Regions from separate parts of the Homo sapiens genome. Here region 1 is linked to region 2. Evidence: chromatin loops called from intact Hi-C (ENCODE). Cell type or tissue: heart right ventricle. All regions are shown on one strand. Links, peaks and the distances in the headings refer to the core of each region. The heading gives the core; the rest is flanking DNA.

Region 1 (4,396 bases), core at 271-4,270, 59 kb after region 2:
CTAATTCATTAGGACCTTAAAAGATATAACTAACATGGTATCAGCACATCTAGTAAATAAACAATAATCCCTTAACATCACCTAATATCCAACCTTTATGACAATTTTCCCAATTGCTTCAAAATTGTGTCCTTTATATTTGCTTGATTTAAGTGAGGATTTGAATAGGATCCACATAATGGCGCTTAATTGTTACGGCTGTCATGTCTCTTATTTTATAATAATCCCCTCTCCCAGTTTACATTTGCCATTACTTAAAAACAACAACAATAAAACAGGATCCCTTGCAGAGTGTCTCTCCTAATTGGTTTGGCTAATAGCTCGCTTTTAGGATTATTTGATATATTTTTGTATTTCCTTACATCCTGCAAACCGTGAGGTTTATATAGAGGCTTGGTTAGATTCAGCACAAAAACAATTCACAGGGATATGGGATGATACAGGGTACTATCGCTCCGTGTTGGGAGGCACATAATAGCAGGTTGTCTCACTTTTAGTGGTAGTAAGATTAATCAGTAGTTTCAGATATTCTTAGCCTGACTTATTAATAAAGTTTTCACCAACATTTCACCTATGGCTTTTAGCTACAGTTAGTAAATGTTGCCTAGATCTATCATTTGATTAGAAGTTATAAAATGGGCCGGGCGCGGTGGCTCATGCCTGTAATCCCAGCACTTTGGGAGGCCGAGGCGGGTGCATCACAAGGTCAGGAGATCGAGATCATCCTGGCTAACACGGTGAAACCCCGTCTCTACTAATAATACAAAAAATTAGCCGGGCATGGTGGCAGGCGCCTGTAGTCCCAGGTACTCGGGAGGCTGAGGCAGGAGAATGGCATGAACCCGGGAAGCGGAGCTTGCAGTGAGCAGAGATTGCGCCATTGCACTCCAGCCTGGGTGACAGAGCGAGACTCCGTCTCGAAAAAAAAAAAAAAAAAGAAGTTATAAAATAGTGATTTTCTAATTCTATCATGTCTCCTTCATTTATGAGCTAGAATTTTTTTATAAAAAAGGAAATTTACTTTATCAAACATTTGGTAAGCTGGAAATACAGATTTAATAGGAAAGTTACCATAGTTACTTGATAAAGTTCTAAAATAAGTTAGTGTCTTAGCAAAAATGACCAAGTACTATTATGACCTCATGGATTTTATTTGATGTTTTACAGTCTATTGCAGTTCTTATTCCTTTTCGATGCTCCAATTGTTCCTTCTTTGGTCAGTGGGAGTCCCTTCAAGCTGATTTCCATGTCATTATGATATGACTCTTGTGGTCTTGAATAGCTTTCTTGTCTTCCAACACACAAAAAACTTTCCAGCTTCCTCTTATATATTTTCTTTTTTTTCTTTTCTATTATCAGATCTGGGCTTTCTTAGGAAGTGCTGGCTCCTTTCAGCAGGAAATAATGTTTAGAGACCACACTCTGAACACTAAGTGCTCATTGTTCCTGGCTCTCACTGCTTTTAGATGTTTTCAGTGGAAGAACTTGAAAAGGGTATTTTTTTGAAAAGAAATTATAATTTTTTCCTTGTATTTCTAATTCAAATTTAGGATTAGGGCTATTCTCAAAATTCCTTTGATTTTATAGTCTTACATATTTCTCTTTTGTTGAATATCTTTGTTCCCAATGAATATACTTTTTTGCTTTATTATAGCATGCCTGTATTAACATGAAAATAATACTAATAGGATTGCCAAAATCAACTGCTGCCTTCCCCAGAAACAGATCCTGAGATGAAGATTAATGTTAAAGTGATGTAATGGTATTTTCGGGAAAACAAACCAACAACAAAAATAGTAAGGAGGTTGGGAAGTGGGCAGGGAAAGAAAGGAGACCAAACAAGGGTACAAAAACAAGCCAAGTCTGGAGGAAGGTAATTTTGGACTAATGCTACAAGAGAGCAGTGGGAACAGTGTAGTCTGCACCTCAGATTCATCCTAACCAAAGGTACAGAAGTTAGAGTATTTATATGCCAGTATCCATCAGTGGTTGGCTACAGGGTATCAGGTTTTGAAGGGAAGGCATGGGTTAAAGAAAGACATACACACACACACACACACACACACACACAGAGAGAGAGAGAGAGAGAGAGAGAGAGAGACTGGCTTAACAGCAAATGCTGGCTTTATGTCCAGCATTAGACCTACAGATGTGGGAGACCAGCTTAATGTCAGGGCCCACCGCTGCTTAAAGACTGGGGCAATTTATAGCTCTGGGCAGGAGGGATCTGGCAGGGGCGCGGCCTAATGCCTGGGAAAATGTTGATTACGTGTTCCCAGGATGAGGCCGTTCTAGCCCTTTTTCCGGCTGAATGTGGTGTTCTTTGCACTTTCACACTTTCTCCCAGCAGAATATGATAAGAGGCAGGCTGTTTCTTATGGCCCAAACCCCCATGGAATGTTTCACTTTGACCAAGGTCTGAGAAATGGCGGTGGGGGAGGCTTACAAAGTGGTGTAGTTTGGACTAACATTCTTGCCTTCTACTTTAATATAAAAGGGAAAGGGGTGTTGTTGACTATCTGGTTGCTTCCTGCTGAACAGGGGCTCTGTTATCAGGGTTGGGGTTTTGAAGTAGTGGGTGTCCAACTTCAGAGTTGTTTTCCTGGAGCTGCTGATACCAAACTTGGCAGAGGAGAAGGATGGCATCAATGGGTTTCTGGGTGGTTGCCTGGACAAGGGAGTTCAGCCTTCGGGAGATAAAGCAGGATATGCAGGTGAGTACACATGGGCCAATTGTTAGTATTTGGAGGAGGAAGGTTAGGGGTCCTAAGAAAGCGGTTACCCAAGGCGTATACTTTAGGAGGGATGACCCGTGCTACCAAGAGTTAGTGACTTGATGTTGGATTTCTGCATCCCTGTTACGGAGCCCATGGGCTTCTTCGCGAACAATACCAGATTCATAAACATTAAAAAGCATTCTTCTTGGAGATATACACATGTGCCCCCATTTTCAGTGATTAGCAGGTCTAGGACCCTTTGGTTTTGGAGAATGACTCCCACAAGAGAGTTTATCTGCCTTGGGAGGCTTGCAATGGAAGTATGCATGTCCTCTAAGGTATTATAGAGGACTGTAGAGATTTTTTCAATATAGGGAAGTTGAGGTTGATATACTTGCTATTCCAGTGCCAAGTGCATCTGAGATGCTTAATCCTGTTACCAGAGGAATAAGATGTAGAGCCCGCTTAGTGCGTGTGGAGGAAGATGAAACAGAAGCTACCAAAGGAACCTGGATGGTCTGGTTGTTTAGCAAAATGCTAATGTTTGAAGATTGAAACCAGGGTGTACGTTCTTGACCAAATTGCCGGCAAGCAAAGATAAGAGTTTGTGCCATACAGAAAGAAAAGACCGGGGATTGAGAGGCAAAAGTTGTAAGTGAATGTAGCGAGCTATGAGAAGATAGATAGGGGTTGAATCCCGGACAAACTTTTTGTTCCGACATTTTGTTTCTCCAGGTTGAATAGCTATTAGCAAGGGAAGCCCCTGTGAGGGTCTGATAGGGAATGTTGGTGTGGGAGGATGTGAAGGCTGTTTGGTTTTGGAGAGAGAGAGAGAAATGGGTTTTTGTTAACTAACAGCCATTGTGGCCCTGATGGGGCAGAAGGATATAGATTGCAGTTGAGGGAATTGTGTGTGCATTTTTTTTACCAGGGGGTAACCTTGGGTTGGATACATGAAAAGCTGGGCCAGCACAGAGGGGAGGGATTGATAAGAGGTGTTTTATGGAATCGGGCTTGTAACATGTTTAGTTTAGAGGTTATGAGGTGAAGGATGGTGACGACCCTATGTGTGATGATGTGAGTGGATTTGATAGATTGGAGGGAAAGGTGTTTAGCTGAGAAAGATTATAAACAGATTTCAGGAGTGGATTGGCTGAGTAGGTAAGATGCAGGTTTATTCTGGACCAGGGTTATGTAGTTAGGTTAACAGAAAGGGCAGTGAACTTCTGGATTTGTGTGGACTAACAAATTTAACAGTTGGAAGAAAGACGGGTGTGTGACTGATTTAAGAGGCAATGTGTGAGGTTGACGACGGGGGCCTGACTGCCAGAGGTTGGGTGGGGTGGGGGGAACTTAGAGTACCCCACAGACAAAGAAGACAAAAGGAGAAAAAGGAGATTTGAGAAGGAGTGAATATTTGGAAGGCCCTGCAGCCATAGCTCCTGGATTAATGTGAGAAATTGGAGTTGACTATTCAGGGATCTGGGTAGGGAATACCAGGAAATATCTGAAACAAGATATGAGATAAAAGATTTACAACTGGAGTTGGAGAGTGTTATGGACTAGGGCCTTCTGGATTGGCAACTTCAGGAATTTTTAAGTGCAGTGAGGTTGGTCCTGTGAGGGAGGAAGAATATTTTGGGGGTGAGGAAATTGCTGAATGTGGATCTGGTGCTCTT
Region 2 (4,396 bases), core at 297-4,296:
GTGGCTCATGCCTATAATCCCAACACTTTGGGAGGATGAGGCAGGTGGATCATCTGAGGTCAGGTGTTTGAGACCAGCCTGGCCAACATGGTGAACCCCCTGTCTCTACTAAAACTACAAAAAATTAGCCAGGTGTTGTGGCATCTGCCTGTAGTCCCAGCTACTTAGGAGGCTGAGGCATGAGAATCGCTTGAGCTGGTGAGGTGGAGGTTTCAGTGAGCCGAGATTATGACATTGCACTCCAGCCTGGGCAACAAGAGCTAAACTCTGTCTAAAAAAAAAATAGAAAGACTGAAAAATCTTTCTTTCATTACTGTTCCTAATCTGCCCTGTCCTCCCAGCCCATTCCAATGATAATTCTTTCTATGTCTTTTTTCTTTTTCTTTCTTTCTTTTGAGACAACGTCTCACTGTGTTGCCCAGGCTGGAGTGCAGTGTTTCACTCATGGCTCACTAAAGCTTCGACCTCCCAGGCTCAAGCAATCCTCCTACCTCAGCCTCCTGAGTAGCTGGGACCACAGGCGTGTACCACCATGCCTGGCTAATTTTTTGTGGAGATGAGGTCTTGTTATATTGGCTAGGCTGGTCTCGAACTCCTGAGCTCAAGTGATCCTCCCACTACAGCCTCCCAAAGTGCTGGGATTACAGGTGTGAGCCACCATGGCTGGCCTAAATTTCCTATATATATTCTTTCTTTGTTTCTTTATGAGAATGCAAGCATACATGAATGTGTATTCTTATTTTCCCAACTTTTAAAATACAAAACAGTATACTTAGTAATATGCCGCTATGCTTATATACTAGGTTTTTGCCAATTAATATGTCATGGAAATCTTCATATCAGTACATGAGAACCTTGCTGAGCAGTATTTGGATTGTTTCCCATCTTTGAGCAATGCTGCAGTGAAAACCTTGTTCATTTCTCATACCTTTGTGCAACCCTCTGTGGAGTAAATTTCTGCATATGAGATTATTGAGTCAAAGGGTAAATGCACTATAAACTTTTATATTTGTTGTCAAATTGCCCTCAATAGAGCACCAGTAATATTTGTGAGAACCTGATTCTCCACAGTGTTAGCACAGAGCATGCCAAAAAAAAATGGGTGTTTTTGCCAATTTGATCCATGAAAAATAATATCTCACCATAGTTTTACTTTGTATTTCTTTCATTATGAGTAAAGTTGGATACCTTTTAACATGTTTAGGAGCCACTTATTTTTCTTTTTTTCTTCTTTTCTTTTTTAAATTGTCTGTTATTACCCTTTGCCTATTTTTGTACTGGGTTTTGGTCTTTTAAATATTTATTTCCAGGTGATTTTTATATATAAAGAGAGCCTTGTTCTTTTTTTTTTGCAAGCAGAGCTATGAACATATACATACTAAAAGTATATTGGCTCATTATAGTAACATGGAATTTGTATTAAAAGTGATGCGTATATAAAGAAAAGCCACAAATGTGGACAGTCTGTCCAAGGTTGTCTGTGTCGTGGTGGGGGTGGTAAGGGCACATGCACCTGACCTAGTCTCTGGTCCTCAGAGTGGGATCCTGTCTGCCTTGCCGTTTGTTGTTGGATGTATCTGCATTATCCTTGGAGGTCTACTGGCAGACTTTCTTCTCTCCAGAAAAATCCTCAGACTCATCACCATCAGGAAACTCTTCACTGCCATTGGTAAGGGAGAGACTGGACACAGGGGTGAACGTGGGAAGCTCAGAGCAGCCTTCAGTTTACTCTGTGTTTGTCCTCCTACCCCAGGGGTTCTCTTCCCATCCGTGATCCTCGTGTCCCTGCCCTGGGTCAGATCCAGCCACAGCATGACCATGACCTTCTTGGTGCTGTCTTCTGCCATCAGCAGCTTCTGTGAATCAGGAGCCCTTGTTAACTTCTTGGATATTGCTCCTCGGTAGGGACCTCTTTTGCCTCATCCTTTCAGACACTCAATTCAAGTCTAGCAGCCCTAAATCTACTCTGATGTGAAAGTAAAATGTGGCAGGTACAACAGGTTGCAGGAAATGTCAGCACCAGCTCTACATCCTACATCTAAATAATTCCTGGAAGAGACTCAAAGCTGGTGGACCATTGTGAACTTAGTTTTTCTGGGCGTGAACAAGAGGAGTCAGTGGCCATGCTCAGAGTCAACTGAGGGAGACTCACACAAACCTCTCTCTGTTGAGGAATGCAGCACTTGCCTAAGGCGGAATCACTGAAAGAAATCTTGAGATTCTATAGGGTATGCTCATGAAAATCTTTAATGAAGGCAAAGGACACAGGACTGCAGGAGAAATATCTGTCTCTGATACAGTAAAAACAGTTGACTGAGACTTCCAAACATAGCTCCCAGGGTGCTGTCCCAGTCAACAGGACATCCTTCATCTTCAGATAATGAACCACCAAGAAATGTGAGAGATGCCCTTGTCACAGGGGAGCCGACGTCTCATCTGGTGAGGGGTCTTTTATACCCACGGAGGGTATAAAAGTTACAAGATCAGACTCAACAGCAGAAGCCAAAACAACAACAACAACAACAACAACAACAACAACAACAACAACAAAAACCTTACAAACCAGGTGCAGACCATCAATCTGACCATCTTGCATAAACAATGTTGACAAGTTAATAGAGGTTACCCCCTTGGGAGTACCAGTCCCTAGCACAGGATTATACTAATCATTGGTCAGTACATTTCATTCAGGTTTCACCAAGGCTTACACAATTCCAGTCATCTCCAGAGGTAAGCACAGAGTTGCAGCAGACCAGCTGATATTAACCCTTTGTTTGCACAGGAATATTTGCCTCCCTCTCCCGGGTATTGAGACTTTCAAACGTAGGTATACTTGGTTATAATAGAGTACCATCTCTCTCTCTCAGGTACACTGGCTTTCTCAAAGGACTATTGCAAGTCTTTGCACACATAGCTGGAGCCATCTCTCCTACTGCTGCTGGATTTTTCATCAGTCAGGTGAGGTCAAATGTTCTGATGAATATTCATAAAAGAAACCTATAGAGGCATGGTTTTTTCACATATGCACGGCCTTGTATCCTAGAAGATGCTTTTAAAGTAGTCAAAAATAAACTAATTTACATGATGACTTAAGAATTAAAGAAACTTAAGATTCTTAAGTTTCCTAAGAATCTTACTGGTATAAACTTTACATGAATAAAGAAGTATGTGGCATTCTTATTTTCTGCCATATACTTCATTTACTGGAAAAAAACACTGCCATATACCATTCACTTACTGGTGAAAAACCACAGGAAAGTTAAAGAATGACTTTCCTGTGGTTTTTCACTGGTAAATCAGAAAAATAAATGAAGAATAACAAAGAAAGAGTATTCTTTATGAAATCAAGTCCCTTCTCTTTTCTTGAAGCTTCAGTTCCCTCCCAGGCACTAGCATACTGTCAGGAAATGGTTGTTTAAAATGGAAATTCTCAAACTGCTCTTGTTTCTCCTGTCATTCAATGACTTATTCATTCATTCATTCAATAAATATTAAACAGTAGTATGTGCTACGTGCTATTTAAGTGAATGAAACACAATTCCTTCCCTTGTGAAACCTATATTGTAGAAAAGAAACAGAAAGAAATCTATGGAAGTAAAATATATGACATATTGAATGGTAACAGGAGAATAGCAAATGCTTAGCAAATGCTAAGAGGAGAATAAAGCACAAGGGGTGGAATTTCTAACTACAATGATCAAGGAAGGACTCACCGTAATCACTTGCTTAAAAAGAACACTTAAGCAAGGACTGAAAGGGAGTGAAGATGTGAGACAAATAGGTATCTGGAGGAGGAGCGTTCCAGCCAAGGAAATGCCCAGTGCTTTGGACTCATGGCAGAAATGTACTTGAGTATTCTAGGACCAACTGGGAAGCCCATGGAAGCCAGAGTGGAGGTCGGGGAGGGAGCAGGAGGACACAGAGCCAAAGCCTTTCTGAACCAAGAGGGACAGGAATTGGGTGACCGTTAATAACTTGTAATTTTCTGCCTCCAGGATTCAGAGTTTGGTTGGAGAAATGTCTTCTTGCTTTCAGCTGCTGTTAACATATCGGGCCTGGTTTTCTACCTCATCTTTGGCCGAGCAGATGTGCAGGACTGGGCTAAAGAGCAGACATTCACCCACCTCTGAGCAAACCGAGAGATGTGCTAGATCCTGGTGCTTAGTTCATCATTGTTTTCCCTCACAGACATTTCTCTTTCATGCCTGCTTGACTGATAAGCCATTAGCTAGACCCTGACTATGTAACGCTAAAGATTTTACCATGCCTGGAAATTTTACAGGGGAAGAAAACACGCTAGTTATTTAACTGCAAGCTACTAAAAGCATAGGTGTGTTGAGATTTCTGTGTTCTCCACTCTTCCACTGTTATCCTAGTAAAAGCATCAGGGGCTGGG

Evidence for each region. Peaks named below come from ENCODE experiments on the same cell type or tissue, not always from the same donor. Only the 100,000 strongest peaks of a DNase experiment are listed, where the experiment ranks them.
Region 1: a loop joins it to region 2, with 4 times the contacts of the local background. A loop is called at or near these places in 1 of 110 quality-filtered maps.

What each region holds. Positions count from the first base shown.
Region 1 is chr6:25,833,819-25,838,214 of GRCh38, forward strand. It overlaps LOC124901285 (a long non-coding RNA gene), which reads left to right and starts at 2,336. Exons shown (of 2, transcript XR_007059518.1): 1 at 2,336-2,714. In heart right ventricle, for the core only: no CTCF peak of the experiment used is centred there; a DNase peak (open chromatin) is centred at 2,238; H3K27ac peaks cover 566 bases; H3K27me3 peaks cover 527 bases.
Region 2 is chr6:25,775,059-25,779,454 of GRCh38, forward strand. SLC17A4 (solute carrier family 17 member 4) reads left to right here. Exons shown (of 12, transcript NM_005495.3): 9 at 1,537-1,669; 10 at 1,754-1,901; 11 at 2,868-2,958; 12 at 3,996-4,396. The coding sequence ends at 4,130. It also overlaps a transcript of SLC17A1 not described here. Among named protein-coding and RNA genes, the nearest start is that of SLC17A4, 23 kb to the left of the region's middle. In heart right ventricle, for the core only: no CTCF peak of the experiment used is centred there; no DNase peak of the experiment used is centred there; H3K27me3 peaks cover 607 bases.